Linked DNA regions of Homo sapiens: regions 2 and 3 are each linked to region 1. A link is an interaction called in ENCODE POLR2A ChIA-PET data of the cell type or tissue named here. Cell type or tissue: GM12878. All regions are shown on one strand. Region 1 overlaps EBF1 (EBF transcription factor 1). Region 2 overlaps EBF1 (EBF transcription factor 1). Region 3 overlaps EBF1 (EBF transcription factor 1).

Region 1 (5,000 bases):
AGCCATTTCTGCTGGAATCACTAGGATCGAGAAAGCAGACCACCAAAGGCTATTTCTGAAAACACTGATGGAAAATTCTCAGAAATCATTCAAGCCCACTGACGTGTGTTAAGTCAAGTGAAATGTCCCCCTGTGGAACGTCTTTTCCTCCACTTAGTTCAGCTTTAGAACCATGAAGCCCTGGTCTTAATCCTATTTCTGATGTGAGTTAATTTTCAATGCAAGTTTTAAAAAATTTAATTTCACTGATTACTTTGACATGCAATAGTAAAGTAATATAAAAGAATGCCACAAATGATTAAAGTAAAACTTAACAACATACGCATTTTAAAAATCCCAGAACTCTATTTTTGTTATGGGAAATATTAAGTTGCATAATGTGACCCAGCGGTACAGGATAATTGCTTAAGAAGCTGTATTGTACAGATATTTTGTATATTATATCCTCATGTGCAGTATTTCTGGTGATGAATTCCTCTGCAGAAAAAGGCCCTCTTGAATGGATGTTGATTATATCAGAATGTGCACCAAAAGTGATGCCAGGAATAGAAGGTGGTCCTGGATAGGCAGGCATCCTCTGGAAATGTTGAGGACAATATCTCAGGAATTGCCTTTGCGGTCAGCATCTATACTACCTGCAAGAATAACTACTAGAACCTTTTTCATGTGCTACATCTTTTTTTTTCTTGAGGCTGATAGAGAGTAGGAAGGACAGGAATACAAGTGATGTATAAAACATGGCACAGAGCTAATGAGGTGGAATTAGGCATAGTGGAGGGAACTAACCTCTCTGAGCCCCATTTATTATATCTGCAAAGTGGAGCTAACATTTGCCCTATCTTCTTCATGGAGTTGTTGTGAAGATCCTCTGAGACCCATCTGTTTTCCAAATTCTCCTGTTCGTCAGAATCGCCTGAGAGTAGTTAAAATACACATCTCCAGGCCCTTGTACCAAGGGATTCTAGTTCAGTAGGCCTGGGGTGAGGCTTGAGAATCTGTATTCTTAAATATTCTCAGGTGATTTTTATGATCCAGCAAATTTAGAAGGGACGGGTACACCGTATGTTAAGTGCTCTCCAAGATACAGTACTCTTAGGAATTAAGAGGCTTGCACAAGAAGTAATTAGAAAGTAGTTCAAGACTGCACCTATGCATATCACTCCATTTTAAATTGGGCAAAGCTCTGGATTATAGGAATTCTAAGCATCCACTACATTCTGGAACTTGAACTTTGGTGGGTAAGTCCCTGGGATCCGTAGGTGAAACTAATGGCTATGTGAAATTTGCAATGTTTGTGCAGAAATGGGAATCTTTGTGTCCACCAGGAGGATCCATGAGGAAGGGCCCTTACTCTCCTAAGACATGTGCAGCCCACACTACTTAGATGAGCCCTGAGTCAATAGCAGGTGCTTATCAACCAAATATCTAGGTCATTCTGTGAATGTTCTTTATAGTTAAATAGACTCTGGAGGTGAAACTGTCATTACTCACCCACTAAAGAAATGAACTTGGAGAAATGGAAGAGAGAGCAGTTTCTTGTCTGTGAAAGCACATGGAAATGGTGATAGAGATCAGGTATGGCTGTATTTATGAATCATTATTGATGCAGAACCACTTCATACCATGTCAGAGAAGAATAAATTGGATAACAATGGGATGACAGCATCATCTAATCTAATGTTAGTGTGACTTAATAGTTACATTTTAGCTGCCAAGTAGGGCATGTGGAGTGGGTGCTGAGATTCTCAGCTCACAGTGGTTCTAGCCAAGGATCATAACAGGAGTGGTGGGTATACTCTCCTACTCAAGGAATCCCATTCCAGGGCAAGGTGAAATGGGGTGAGTAAGGCTTTTAAGAGATGATGATTATTATGTTATGATTTGTTCCTACTGTATGCTGTCGTAGCAGAAAATGCCCTGTTGTCTGTTTGCAGTGGTAATGGATTATAGCTTGGCTTTAGATGAGATGGAAAAGAAAAATGGGTCTTCATTTCTTCCCCTCTCCACCCTGAGGATGATAGATGATTAAAAACAAAACAAAACTAAAAAAAAACCCCTCTATCCTCATGAGACATTTTTTGTTAATTGTCTCTTTGTAGCTAGTGTAGCTAGCTGTAACCAGCCAGGCTGGTTAGTGATAGAAGTAAACAGTCATGTCTCTGACCTCTGAGGGCTGACAGCTGTAGTTAGTGATACTGAGTTAGTCATAAAGCTCACAGAGGTAAATGAGCAAGCCTTGAATGTTGAAAGAGTACGCTGAAGAAGGTCTAAGCATTTTGTACAAAATGGGTGTTACATTTAGTTTTAGTATTCAGCGATTTCATGAAAGGAAGGAGATTTGCAGAGGTTCCCTGTTCAGATAGGCGACTCGTTGAGGGAAGTTTTCTAGTAGCTGCTGCAATTTCAGAAGTGTGTTCCATGACTGAAGAGATAGAAAGGAGACTATGGTACATGGGGAAGGAAATTCTCTCTGCTGGGCTCTCGGTACTCTCCCCTGACTGCCTTGCTCCCCTGCAAGGCATACACACACTGCTTTAAAATATAGGGGATTTATTTTTCTTGTGAATGTGAAACACTGAATCAGCAGGTGCTAATTGGAAATAGAGTTTTGTGGACTACTCAAGGACAGCAGTGTTTCCCTTTGGGGCCACAAACTGGACTTTATAATTTCCTATTGAATCACTGCAACAGGCTTCAGCCAGCCTTTGTTTAAGGGGTGTCCTAATACTTTCCAAGATCCTGCACCAATTATTGTGTACATCTGGAGAAGACAGGGCTCACAATCTCCAGGTTTTTCCATAAACCATAAAACCTATTTGTTCTGAGAAATACTTAAAGATTGGGGAAAAAATTACTAGGTATTTCTGAGATTAGTCTGAGGGCATACATCAATTAATTTTTTATTGAGCAAAGAAAATCACATCTACATAAAATATGTAGTTTAAAAAAATCATCTTTGCTACAGAGATTCAACATACTGGTTCTTTAGTATAGGATCTAATTTCACCAAAGTAATTGAATCTCACAGTTCTCTGAAACATTTTCAAAGATAGAGGTGTGTTTAGGATTTAATGGTGACCCACCTTCTTCAGCATATCCATATGCTGGTTTACTTCCACGAATTTCTAAGTACCATTAATGGAAATTGAATGTGCCTTTCTCTAAGGGAAATATTAACAGAAAGTTATGCTTTTGTGAGAAGGGCATTTTAATAATTTGATTCTGGTACCATCTTTTTCATCCTTGGAAGAACCACAGCTTGGTGGGTGGCCACCCTGTTTCTGATAGGAACAGTGAGTTTCCATTTTACAGATTGGGACACTGAGGACCAGAGGACAAATAAATCATTTTTGGCTAGCATTGGAGTCAGTAACAAAAATGTCAGACAAATTCCATAGCTCAATGAGGATGACAATGTCTCTTCATTTCAAATGTATGCAGTTGGGAAATTAGGAAATAATACATCTGATTGTATTAAAAATGCTAAAATCTGCTCTTCTAGTTCCAGCTCTGTTCTTTCCCCTGCATTTTTTTTTTTTTTTTTTTTTTTTTTTTTTATAGACAGAGTCTCGTTCTGTCACCAGGCTGGAGTGCAGTGGTGCAATCTCGGCTCACTGCAACCTCTGCTTCCCTGGTTCAACCTCTGCCTCCCTGGTTCGAGTGATTCTCCTGCCTCAGCCTCCTGAATAGCTGGGATTAAAGGCCTGTGCCACCACGTCCAGCTAATTTTTGTATGTTTAGTAGAGACAGGGTTTTACTATGTTGGCCAGGATGGTCTCGATCTCCTGACCTTGTGATCCTCCCGCCTCGGCCTCCCAAAGTGCTGGGATTACAGGTGTCAGCCACCGCACCCGGCCTCCCCTCCTTCTTGACCTGATCTGTAACTGTAAGAACTCTCATAATGGCCAGTGCCCCTGTCTTGGAGAGTGTTCTGTTAGAAGAGGGGTAAATTCTTCCTGAGCCAACCAATGATCAGTCATGCCTGGCAGCATGAGTTTTGATTCCCCTTAATTAAGTATGTATAACTTCAAATGATCCTAATGGTGACACAATTATCTGGTCCTCTTTAATATGCGACCAGGGTTCTTGGTCCTCTAGTTAACATGGGTTATTTTTAAACATAAGCCCTTATTGTTTGGCATTTGTTTCTGTGTCTTCTAAACCAAACCAAACCAAACCAGCCAAACAGAACCCCTCTCCAAAAAACCCCCACCAAAATCCAAACAGACAAACCAACAAAAACCACCAGCACCACCATCCTAACCTGAGTATATGTTGCCGTTCCACCAGAGAAGGAATGCAAACACTCAGTGCAGTTTGTAACACCTTCGTGCATTTCACATCTCACATTTCTGTTCTTTCTTTCTTTTTCTTTCTGTTTTCTTTTTTTTTTTTCTGCTGCCCATGAGTTTCATTTTCCCATGTGCCGTTATATTAATGTTTTTCCCTGCTGGCTTCCCAGCCCGGGGGTCACAGCTTGTGTTTCACAACACAAGACACCCAACCATAAATCTCCTTTAAATAATACAGACGGCAGGAGGGGCACTGTTGAGAGCCAGTCGGTCTGAACAAAGTGGCATTGATGCATGGCAAGCGGAGCAGCTTGACCACAGCCCGGCTGGACAGGTAGAGTGTGGAGCAGCCTTTATTCAAGGGGAGGAAGGCATGTGCTCTGCATGGCTCCAAAGAGCCAACCCGTCCTGGTTCTCAGTATGAGTTGGCTGCCAATCACCGAGGTTTCCAGAGAATAATCACGCCACCTCTTCCTGGCTCCAGTTGGAACACCCAATTAACATAATTTGTGTTTGGAGGTGCAAACGCATCTCCTCCATTATAAATCTACATTTCTTGAGGCCTCTTGGCCATATTTAAAATGAGGTTGGGAACTGTCAGGGTGGAAGTAACAATACACACTTGATCAGAATACATGATGCATTGTGACGAGGCTGTTTCCTTATTCTAAAACCTAGAGTGGTTAATTTAAGGGGCCTGGAAAAAAA
Region 2 (5,000 bases), 84 kb before region 1:
CCCAGTCTGGCTCTCCTCAGGGAGTGAGAGACCCCTGGGGCCACCTGGAAACTGCCCACTCTTGTAAGATGTTGCTCAGCGTTCTTGGGACCCAGGAATTCACTGCTCCAAAGGCCCTGAGTTCACTTTCAAGGCTTGGTTCTGCAGGGTGTACTCATGTGTGCACCCTGAGTCTTGAGGAGTAGACAAAGGGCTTTTGTGGAGGATGAGGAGGGAGATTGGATGTGAGCACTGCTGTGTTCATACGTGTGCTGTGTTCTGATCCTTGAGATTTGGATCAGAGCCAGAGGTGGAAAGAGAAGAGGATGGGGTGTAGTTGGGGCTGGCCTCCCTATGCCACTGACTACTTGAGAGGAACATTGAAGAACTGAAAATTCTACAATCGAAGTTGGCTTTCCAGGTTGTTATAAAGAAGTATTTGTCAAGACAGGAGGTATAACATATTTCATTTAAAAGTTTGCTAGCTTGTTTTATAGCTTTTAAATATTTAGACACGTAAGATGTGAGCCTTCTTTTATTAGGAATGGGCTTGAGTATCATAATTCCTTGCATTTGTTGTCTTTAAACTAGAAACTCAGTAATAAATGGTAGAAGTGTCCAGTTCCTGTAAGGCTGCTTAAGTGGATTTTTACTAAATATTAAGTGTTTTCAAGAAATTGTGTTAAGATTCGCCTCACTTTCCACCAATACTACATGTCTTTGGCCTCCCCACAACCTTAGAAATGTACACCCAGAACTGAATTAAGTAATTTAGAATAAGCTCACATTTTAAAGTTACTTTCAGAAACCAAATTTGAAGAAAGTGAAACAATATCCTTTGCCCCTTACTTCTGGGTAAAAGACAGAAATCACAACTGTCCAAATCTAGACAACAATCTTTATGGTTAACTTATAAAGTGAGAGTTAGTTAAAAATTTCATAAAAATTAGAGAAAATTGTAGCAAAGCCATCACTAATTTACCCAGGAAGTATATTAAGACATTACATGCTTACAAGTTATTTATAAAGTCCCGGACATGTTTGTTGATCTGGTTAAAACAACACTAAGTACTTCCAGAAAAATTCCTTTCTAGATAAAAAGATCTGATAAATCAGCATGATCATCAGATTTCTCTAATAAAAGAAAGGGTGTTGGAAAGAGTGAATTCCAGATAAGTCCTGTGTAATGCTCCTGAAAGCCATGAGGTCACCAGTAAATTAAAGTTGGATTTGGGGCCCAGAATCTGTTATAGCTGTTTGTATTCTCCTAGGCTGGAGGCCAGACAGCTAGAAACAGGGCCGAGATCCTCAGGGAGTCTAAGTCCTCTTCATGCAGCACTTGACACCGTTATTGCACCTCTGGAATCTAGTAGGTTTCACTAATATGTTTTGGGGGGCTCTGCACGTCATGTGATAAAATTGCATTGCGAGTCTGTGACCGAAGATGAGATCATCTTTCTTAGCTCATCGTTTCAGGCAAGGGCCACCCTCCCCATAGGTGGAGTAGCACAGAGTGCACTGTGATATGAAGAAAGAAGGAACTGAGATTTTTATCATGCAGTGATCCTGTGCCAGGCAGGGTGCTGGGTTCTTTCTTAAATCATCCAGTTAATCCTTACAATGACCCTGTAAGAAGGTCGGAGAGGGTAAGGCATATATCCAAGCTCACAGAGCTTAACAAATGGCAGATCCTGGAGTCATTCTGCTCTCCACAGGATGCCCTGTTCGGGGCTTTTTCCTCAACACCACACTGAGGGGTGTCAAGAGCCTCTCTTGCACTGGAAGATTATTTAGCTTTTTAGACTCAGGACTCAGAAGAGCCTTGGAGATTATATAGTCACCGAATCCTGACACCTGTGCATTTGCTGCTGAATTCACAGCAGTTCTAAGCCAAGCATATGAGCGTCCCCCTAGCATTGATCTGCTACTGTGCCTAAAAGTTTCCCCTGCAGTGACTATTCCACATGAAACCATTGTGCCTTGTTAAATAAAATATGACTGTATCATGAAGACACCACCAATACTTAGGTTCAGGTGATTTTATGCCACTAGTAAGAATCCAAGGACAATGTGTTATTGGGGAGAAGTAGAAAAAGGAAAATCTGGGGTAGCACCTGGCATGCTCTTTCTCCAATTTTCTACTACTTACTCCTATTCCCCAAATTCTCCCATCAAGGAGGAAATGAACTCTGAGACAGAAGATGAGTTTTCCTCAAAGCTTGACCAGGATATAAGTGGATGCCTTATTGGGCAAAGCAGAGGGTAACCAATTAGAAGGCCCTGGCTTCTCTTGATTGATAGCTGAGAACTCGTCAGAGGGATCAGTGCTTTCTCTGTGTATTGCTGGAGTCTGAAAGTGTGACTCTCATGTCACTGATTCATTTCTGAAGTGTTAAATTCAGAATAAATTTTTGATAATCAAAATGAACTTAGAGAACTTTGTTGTTTGGCATTGTCAAGAGTGAAGAATTCTTGCCTAATGCAAAAAGTCATCCATGAATTTTCTGCCATATTAGTTTGAGCAAAACTGTGTTTTTTGCCCTACTGGATCTCTTAATGTAATGACATGTTTGGGATTTTGAGGTTGAAATGAATTTCTGATAAAATAACCATTCCAATGATAAAATGTAAAATGGTAATGCAAGATCAGTCACTCTCGTTATGAGACTTCTGGCTCATATGATTATAAGTGTTAAAGCCAGGCAAAATCTTAGGCGTAGAGTTCCAAGAAATATTATACTTTACTCAAAAGGCGTGCAAGGGATGTTCCAGAGTTGTCATTAGTAGATTATGATGTCAGGTGACAGCTCCGCAGGTTGTGTCACTCTTGCTTATGTTGTGTTTTCACAGCTCCCTTTAACAAGACACATTTAGACTTAGTGGATTTTGTAAGTTGAAAGGCCCCTTGACTCTAAGATCAAGAGTTAAAAGAGGCTGAGGTTGGCTTGCTTGCTGGGTTTGGGCAAAGCCACTGTACACAGTACCCAAATAATATCTGGAATCAGATCGCTCATTGTACTTATAGAAAATTAGAGTGTTCTTTGGTCTATTCATATTGTTGGAGTTTCCCCTTTGTCTTTCCTGGGTGGGGAAGTTAAAGAGGAATCTCACAGTTATTTAAGTTGGTGGGATAGAGATGTAGCTCATGTTGTTCTCCTTCTGAGACGCACCCACCTGCAGGAAGGGGAATGATTAACCCACCACATGAGGGGGTTTGGCTGAGGTGCAGGAACCAGCATAGAATGAGATAGGAGAACCCAAGTAACTCACCCATCTTCCCACCTGCTGTGATGATAACTGGGGTCATTTATCCACAATGCTTAAAGTGACGGAGACAACCATAGGCATTTGCAAATTCCTTGTCTGCCTGCCTATTTACCTAGGACAGACTTACATTTTGACTTGCCCTTTCCTCCCCAGTTGGACTGGAATTTGAGATGTTCCATCAGTCTGTTTAATCCTTTAGGTCTGACCATGATCTGAGATGAAGTTTGTTCCTTGGTTTTGCTTTTGCTGGTTTGTGATCTTGGTTCTCGACTTAGACTTGGAAGGCTGGACAGAGTCAGAGAGATTGGCAGTGATAATCTTTACACGTGCTTTCTCCTTATGTCATTTTACATTTGGAGCAATCCCTTGAACTCATAGGATGAGTATTGTTAGTTCCATTTTACAGACAAGAAAAGAAGGCTCAGAGTAGTGAAATGACTTGCCCTTTGAGTAGTTGATGTCTAACTCCAAATATTTATTCCACTATTTTCTCTACTAATCATGGTATTTCTCATCACCATTGCTATGCCTGTGAGTAGAATTTTTATCCCTGTTTTCAGAGGGAAAACACTAGGATTTTAAGAAACTTTTCCCCCTTGATAATCCATCGATTCAGTAGTTGTGCCAGATACCAACCAGAGACCTCTTTGTAGGTCACACTCAATCCCTAACAAGTCTAAAAGAAACAGGGCCAGGCATGGTGGCTCATGCCTGTAATCCTAGCACTTTGGGAGGCTGAGGTGGGTGGATTGCCTGAGCTCAGGAATTTGAGACCAGCCTGGGCAACACAGTGAAACCCCATCTCTACTAAAATACAAAAAAATTAGCTGGGTGTAGCAGCGTGCACCTGTAATCCCGGCTACTTGGAAGGCTAAGGCAGGAGAATCGCTTGAGCCCAGGAGGCGGAGGTGAAACCCCATCTCTACTAAAATACAAAAAAATTAGCTGGGTGTAGCAGCGTGCACCTGTAATCCCGGCTACTTGGAAGGCTAAGGCAGGAGAATCGCTTGAGCCCAGGAGGCGGAGGTTGCAGTGAGCCGAGATTGCTCCATTGCACTCTAGCCTGGGCAACAGAGCAAGACTCCGTCTCAAAAAAAAAAAAAAAAAAAAAAAAAAAAAGAAAGAAACAGCAGGGCTCTTAATATACCCCTTAGTGGAGATAAATCCTATAAAATTACACTTCAGCAGCAAAATAGACAAGCACAGTAATTTTGGTGTGAAATGTGCAAAGTCTTATTTACAGAACATCTCATGATGCTGTTCCCAGATGTCTTTTTAAAGAAATTTTTAGTTACATGCAAAGGAACTGAAAACCAGGAATATAATTGGTAAGAAACGTAAATCTGTCCAAAAAAAACAATTGCAACAACTTGATGAGATATATATTTTCTCAGCATCAGCATAAAAGAAAGAACATTCTGATCCAGAAATGGTATGTAAGTAAATAAACTTTAATTGGTTTGACAATGCCCCTTTTCCTGGCAGTGCCAAGAATCCTAGCATTATAATTACACAGTTCTGGGCAGACATGTGGTTTCCATTAAGAAAGACTTGTGATTGACTGAGTTCATGAGGCATGTCAGAAAAAACACATCAATGTCTTTATAAGAAGGGAAGAGAAATGGATCTAAATGTATTTATAACTTCACAAGATACACATTCATAGTTTCAAAAGGGCATACATTTCTTTAATTCTGATGAAAAAAAAAAATCATTAGGGAAAGCCATTGAGAGCATTTTGGCCTCCACTGCTA
Region 3 (5,000 bases), 150 kb before region 1:
GTTTTCCTCTTTAAAGCAAACATCTATACAAGTAATTGTATAAACTGCCTTTTAAATAATATCTTTTAGAAGATTCCATCGTTTAATTCCTTAATTCCTATAATTAGCCATGGTTTGATTAATGTTTCAAAGGGTTAAATTAAAATGCAGAATTACTCAAATGCATACTGGAATAATTTCTTATATACAGCAGAGTTAGCGTTGTGGTGTTCTTCCTGAGAATTCTCAGACAGTATGTCTTAACAGCAGTCATTTTCTTTATTTAGAGTGCTGTTTAGTTTACTAATAGTGATTCTTTCAAAATCACTGTGCACTCAACATTACTCGTGAAATGTTAGTTTTTTTTTTTTCATCAAATTGTTGATAGACAGTGGCTTAAAAATGTTTCTGCAACATTGATAATGACATACCCAAAATAATCAGGGCAGAATTAGGTCCAATTCCTTGATCTATCCTGGAAGTTTGGTATAATGAATTTCAGGAAACTCTGTTATATTATATGTCTGTTTCTCTTCTTACCAGCTCTTTTATTTCTGTCTGCTGCTCAGGGTAGATTGCCTGGAAATTTGTCAGCTTTCCAGACATGGTTTTAGCCAGCTTTGGTTTGTATCTACGGACACCCGTTGGGCTACAGTTGCCACCTACATATTGTAGAAATTAGGAGTAAGTTGTTTGAGGAGGCCTGATTGAAATGGTGGCTACATGGCAGAAGTGGCCATGTCCCTGGAATGTCTGTCAAGGATTTGGGGGTTATGAGAACATGCTACTCATATAAACCAGGTCCATAGCCCCTCTGACTGTTCAGAAAAGAATTCTAGCTCAGTCCTTTTCTTGGAACTGTTTGGAGGGTGTTTGACATGAATGGCCTTATGGAATCTGTTGGTAGTGGGAATTCAAAACAAGGGTATGAATTACGAATTCAAGCACTAAGATACGTGAAAATTAAACAGAAGGGAAGTGGCTGCAGCTGAATATTACTAAGAAATTAGCCCAAACTCTACAGATCCTTCTTCCACTAGGTTGGATTAGTTTGATCTGTTGTTCATATTCTCTGGGAAAACCAAATGAGGCAGTTCCTTTGGGTTTCCGGAAAGATCTCAGGTCTATTGGAACTGGAGTTTGAAGGTGGCTTTTCCTTTTCTTTCAGTTATAAATGATTCCTGGGGACTCCCACACACAACTTTGTCATTGTGGAAATGTGAAAGGGTATCTCCAGATTTTCTAGCAGACAGCTTCATTTGTCTGGTTGCAAGGTAGGGCTGGGGGTGGACTGGACAATTCCCCAGGGTCCCCTTCAGCTGAGAACTTCCCTGGACCTACCAGTGACTTTTTCACGTCCTACAGCTTATTAAGCTAGCTCTGTGCTTCTGCTGATGGTCCTAAAGCAAAGTGAGAGCTTTCAGGAATGAAATACAGGATCTTTATTCATTAACAAAACATTTTCTTACTCATTCTCCCTCCTACATCCCCCTCCTCCAGGTTTAGATATTCTTTTTAGTTTGGACAAGTCTGTAAGCTCCAATAGAAAAGCCTCCTTGAGGTCTGATTAAACGGCTGGGTTTAAAAACAATAAAGACTATCTGCAGAGCTCATGAGAATGCAGGAAAGGTTTTCCCACCCAATTCTGGCTGATGCTTGGAATTCCACTGTCAGAATCTCATCCCTTTAGCTAAGAACCTTCAATGTATACCAAGACATACAAAACTTAGGGAAGGCTAGCACTTTAATTCTATCATTCACATACCTCTTCGAGGGAATGACATAAAGATCTCACATGGGTTCAGCTCTTTTTAGTTTTCATGACAACACAGTGAGGTAAGCAGGATTTTTTTGTATCATTTCACAAATATGGAGAATGAATAGCTTAAGAACGCTAATACATAGCCTAGCTAGATCCCAAAGGCAGGTTTTCCAAAAAATCTAGATTCCTGTAGGAAGAGACCACGATTCCATTTAAGCTGAGTGGACTCTCAGAGATTACAGTTCAGCCCCTTCATTTTAAAGATGAGAAAGCTGAGGCCAAGAGAAGCACAGCAATGTTGCCCAAAGACCTAATTAGTCTCAGAGCCAGGACCATAAGCCAAGTCCCTGGCTCTGGTTCCAGTGGCTTTTCTACTACTACTCTGGGCCATCTGGGTCCTGCTCTGCTCTCCATTTCACCTTGTGTGCAATCAGCCTTAGGGAAGGGTACAACGTGTCTTTTCTGGGTTTGGGTCCAAGGAAGCCCCTAAGTCCTGTATCTCTAACAAGGCCTAGCATTGTGCACGGAGCACAAGTTAAATTGTTTCTCAGAAATTATAACAGTCCGTCAGGCGCGGTGGCTCATGCTTAGTAATCCCAGCACTTTTGGAGGCTGAGGCAGGTGGATCACCTGAGATTAGGAGTTCGAGACCAGCCTGGCCAAAATGGCAAAACCTCGTCTCTACTAAAAATACAAAAATGAGCTTGGTATGATGGCACATGCCTGTAATCTCAGCTACTCAGGAGGCTGAGGCAGGAGAATCACTTGAACCCAGGAGGCGGAGGTTGCAGTGAGCCAAGATGGTGCCATTGCACTTCAGCCTGGGTGACAGAGTGAGACTCCATCTCAAAAAAAAAAAAAAAAAAAAGAAAAGAAAAGAAAAGAAAGAAATTATAACAGTCACAGGGAGGAGGAAGCTACAGAATATCCCATCATAAAATATTACTTTATTTTTAAAAGCCCACATATTTCATTTATTTGCAACTGTGCTTGTTCATACTATGTCATATAACACCGTGCGACAAATTGCAATTTTTGTTTTTGTTTGCCAGAGGTATTTCATCAATAGTCATCTTTCAGTAGGAATTTTACAAAAGGTCTTTCTATTCCAGATGTCTTACCATGAGCAGTTGTCTCTGACTATTATCTTTCTCTGGAAGGTACTGACATACATAAATATTGACGTTGGCAATTTTCAAAGTAAGTCTTAATAAAATTTTTCTTTTATTTAAACCTAAACAAATTGAAAGTACCCTTTCCAAAAATAATAATAAAGGAAGTGAGGCATTGTTGCAGAATATAATTCTGAAAAAATTGTAGTGAAAGGGGAAAAAAGTACACTGTATTTCTTCCTACTCAAACCACTTTTGTGTACAGTTTTGCCTAAGCCCGAAGAGGTTTGTCACACATTTGGAATTGCCAAGGAAGGGCAGAAGTCATGGGTATGGTGCTGAGAGAAATTATTAGCCCCTGGCATAGTCTCATGCTGAACTGCAGGAGAATGATTCCAGAAGGCAAAGGGGCATTCATTCGCCTGGTAAGCTAGAGGGAGAGGTGGGGAGTTGGCAGCTTCTGTACTGTTTCAGAGTATGGGGCAAAGGAGGAAGTGACAATTATTTCACCTCTGAATTATTTGACTATCTGGTCTGGCTGAAAAGATTGTGCTGATTTGGAAAAATTTAATTTTTTCCGTCTCCACAGAAATATATGACTGAATGTAGTCAACCAACTAAATCTTTCTTCCCAGTATCAATCCACTAAAATTAATTTTAAAAGGTGGAATTTTGAATTTATGTATACTCTTTTCTTCTCTTTTTCTCTTCCCAAATTGTCATAAATCATTCAACAGGCTGGATTCCTTTCTGCTCCCAAATAGTTTGATACCAGAAGCCAGAAAGGATAATCATGCTAAACCTATTAAAAAATGGTTTCATGTAGGGTTAGTCTCTCCTTTAGAAACCATTGTTTACATTCACAGAGGTGGTGAGGACAAGCAGCTGTTGAGTTCATTGACCTCAGACAGGAGAAACAAAGGACCCAGCATGTTAATTTATTCAATAAATGTTCGTGAAGCATCTACTATATAAAATAAGTTGTACCCCCAATCCCAGATTGGGGACTGCCCCAGAAGCACTTTGTGGTCCTCCCAGGGCACTCACCTATTAAGGAAATTGGATTTGGTGTAGAATCTCTTTCTCTTTTCCAAATCACCACCAAATCCATTGCCATTCATCTTTCTCCTGCCATTACCTGGCCATTCCCAGGGTAAGGTCCCACCTCCAAAAAGAGATTTAAAGTAATTCACTACTCATCAGATTTAGTGTAGGTTAATTCCCTACTATGCTAATAATTTTCATCTTCAAGGTACTAATAGTTCTAATATGAACCCAAATTTGTGCATATTCTTCTGTTAAGGAGAAAGCATGCTTTGGTTCTGTTAAAGGCTCGACACATTAAATTGCTCATTCTGATATGGGACTTCTCATTCATTATGAAATGAGAAGGAACCTCATGTAGAATGCTGAACTGGGACACAGGAGACCTGGTTTTGAGTACTGCCCCTGCTGTTATTTAGATATGTGAGCCTCTGTGTCTGTGTGTCTCTTAACTTCTCTGGATTTCAGCTTTCTTATTTATAGAACGAGAGAAGTAAACACTTAGGATCTTTAAGGTTACCTCTCTCAATGACTTTAATCCTCTCTACCCTTATAAATCTGGTTACCTCTCATATCTGACATTGGACAGTACCTATTATTAAACATGTGCTTAAGTAGCATGTACTATAAGGTAAATAGCAACCTCACAGAGGTCAGAACTGAATAACCAACAATATTCTCAATCAACTTTCAGTTCTTCTTCCTTACCTCATCCAAGGGATCAGCCAGGTAATAAGAAGATAAGGCAGCAGGTACAGCCCATGTCTATTGCTAAAATCTACCTTAAGGCAGGAAGCTAGTGGGTGAGATCTTTAGATGATGCACCTTACAAGGCTAATTGAGTTGTTATATTTAAATTTATTGGTAGCATAACTTGGGCAAGATGGGGAAGGGATCTAGTAAAAAGAAAATTGTAGGCTTGTAAAATGTGAGGCACGTGGACCAACACATTTGTCTCTGTGAGATAGTAACCCCAAAAGGTTGTGGGCAGAGGTTGCCTGTGCAACATCCTCAAGTTGTCTCTTAATCTGGTTGAGACTTGTCTTCCAGATGAAGCAGCCTAATGTTGATATACAGAGAATCTACACTAAGTTGCACATAGT

The links. ChIA-PET counts read pairs that join two places held together with the same protein. Peaks named below come from ENCODE experiments on the same cell type or tissue, not always from the same donor. Only the 100,000 strongest peaks of a DNase experiment are listed, where the experiment ranks them.
Region 2: POLR2A ChIA-PET joins it to region 1 with 5 read pairs; 4 of 35 experiments call an interaction of 5 or more read pairs at or near these places.
Region 3: POLR2A ChIA-PET joins it to region 1 with 5 read pairs; 2 of 35 experiments call an interaction of 5 or more read pairs at or near these places.

Annotation. Positions count from the first base shown.
Region 1 is chr5:158,908,514-158,913,513 of GRCh38, reverse strand. All of the region lies in intron 6 of EBF1 (EBF transcription factor 1), which reads left to right. Among named protein-coding and RNA genes, the nearest start is that of EBF1, 190 kb to the left of the region's middle. In GM12878, no CTCF peak of the experiment used is centred here; a DNase peak (open chromatin) is centred at 2,179; H3K4me3 peaks cover 572 bases; H3K27ac peaks cover 2,351 bases.
Region 2 is chr5:158,992,283-158,997,282 of GRCh38, reverse strand. All of the region lies in intron 6 of EBF1 (EBF transcription factor 1), which reads left to right. Among named protein-coding and RNA genes, the nearest start is that of EBF1, 110 kb to the left of the region's middle. In GM12878, no CTCF peak of the experiment used is centred here; no DNase peak of the experiment used is centred here.
Region 3 is chr5:159,054,714-159,059,713 of GRCh38, reverse strand. All of the region lies in intron 6 of EBF1 (EBF transcription factor 1), which reads left to right. Among named protein-coding and RNA genes, the nearest start is that of EBF1, 43 kb to the left of the region's middle. RefSeq lists an enhancer at 1-602. In GM12878, no CTCF peak of the experiment used is centred here; no DNase peak of the experiment used is centred here.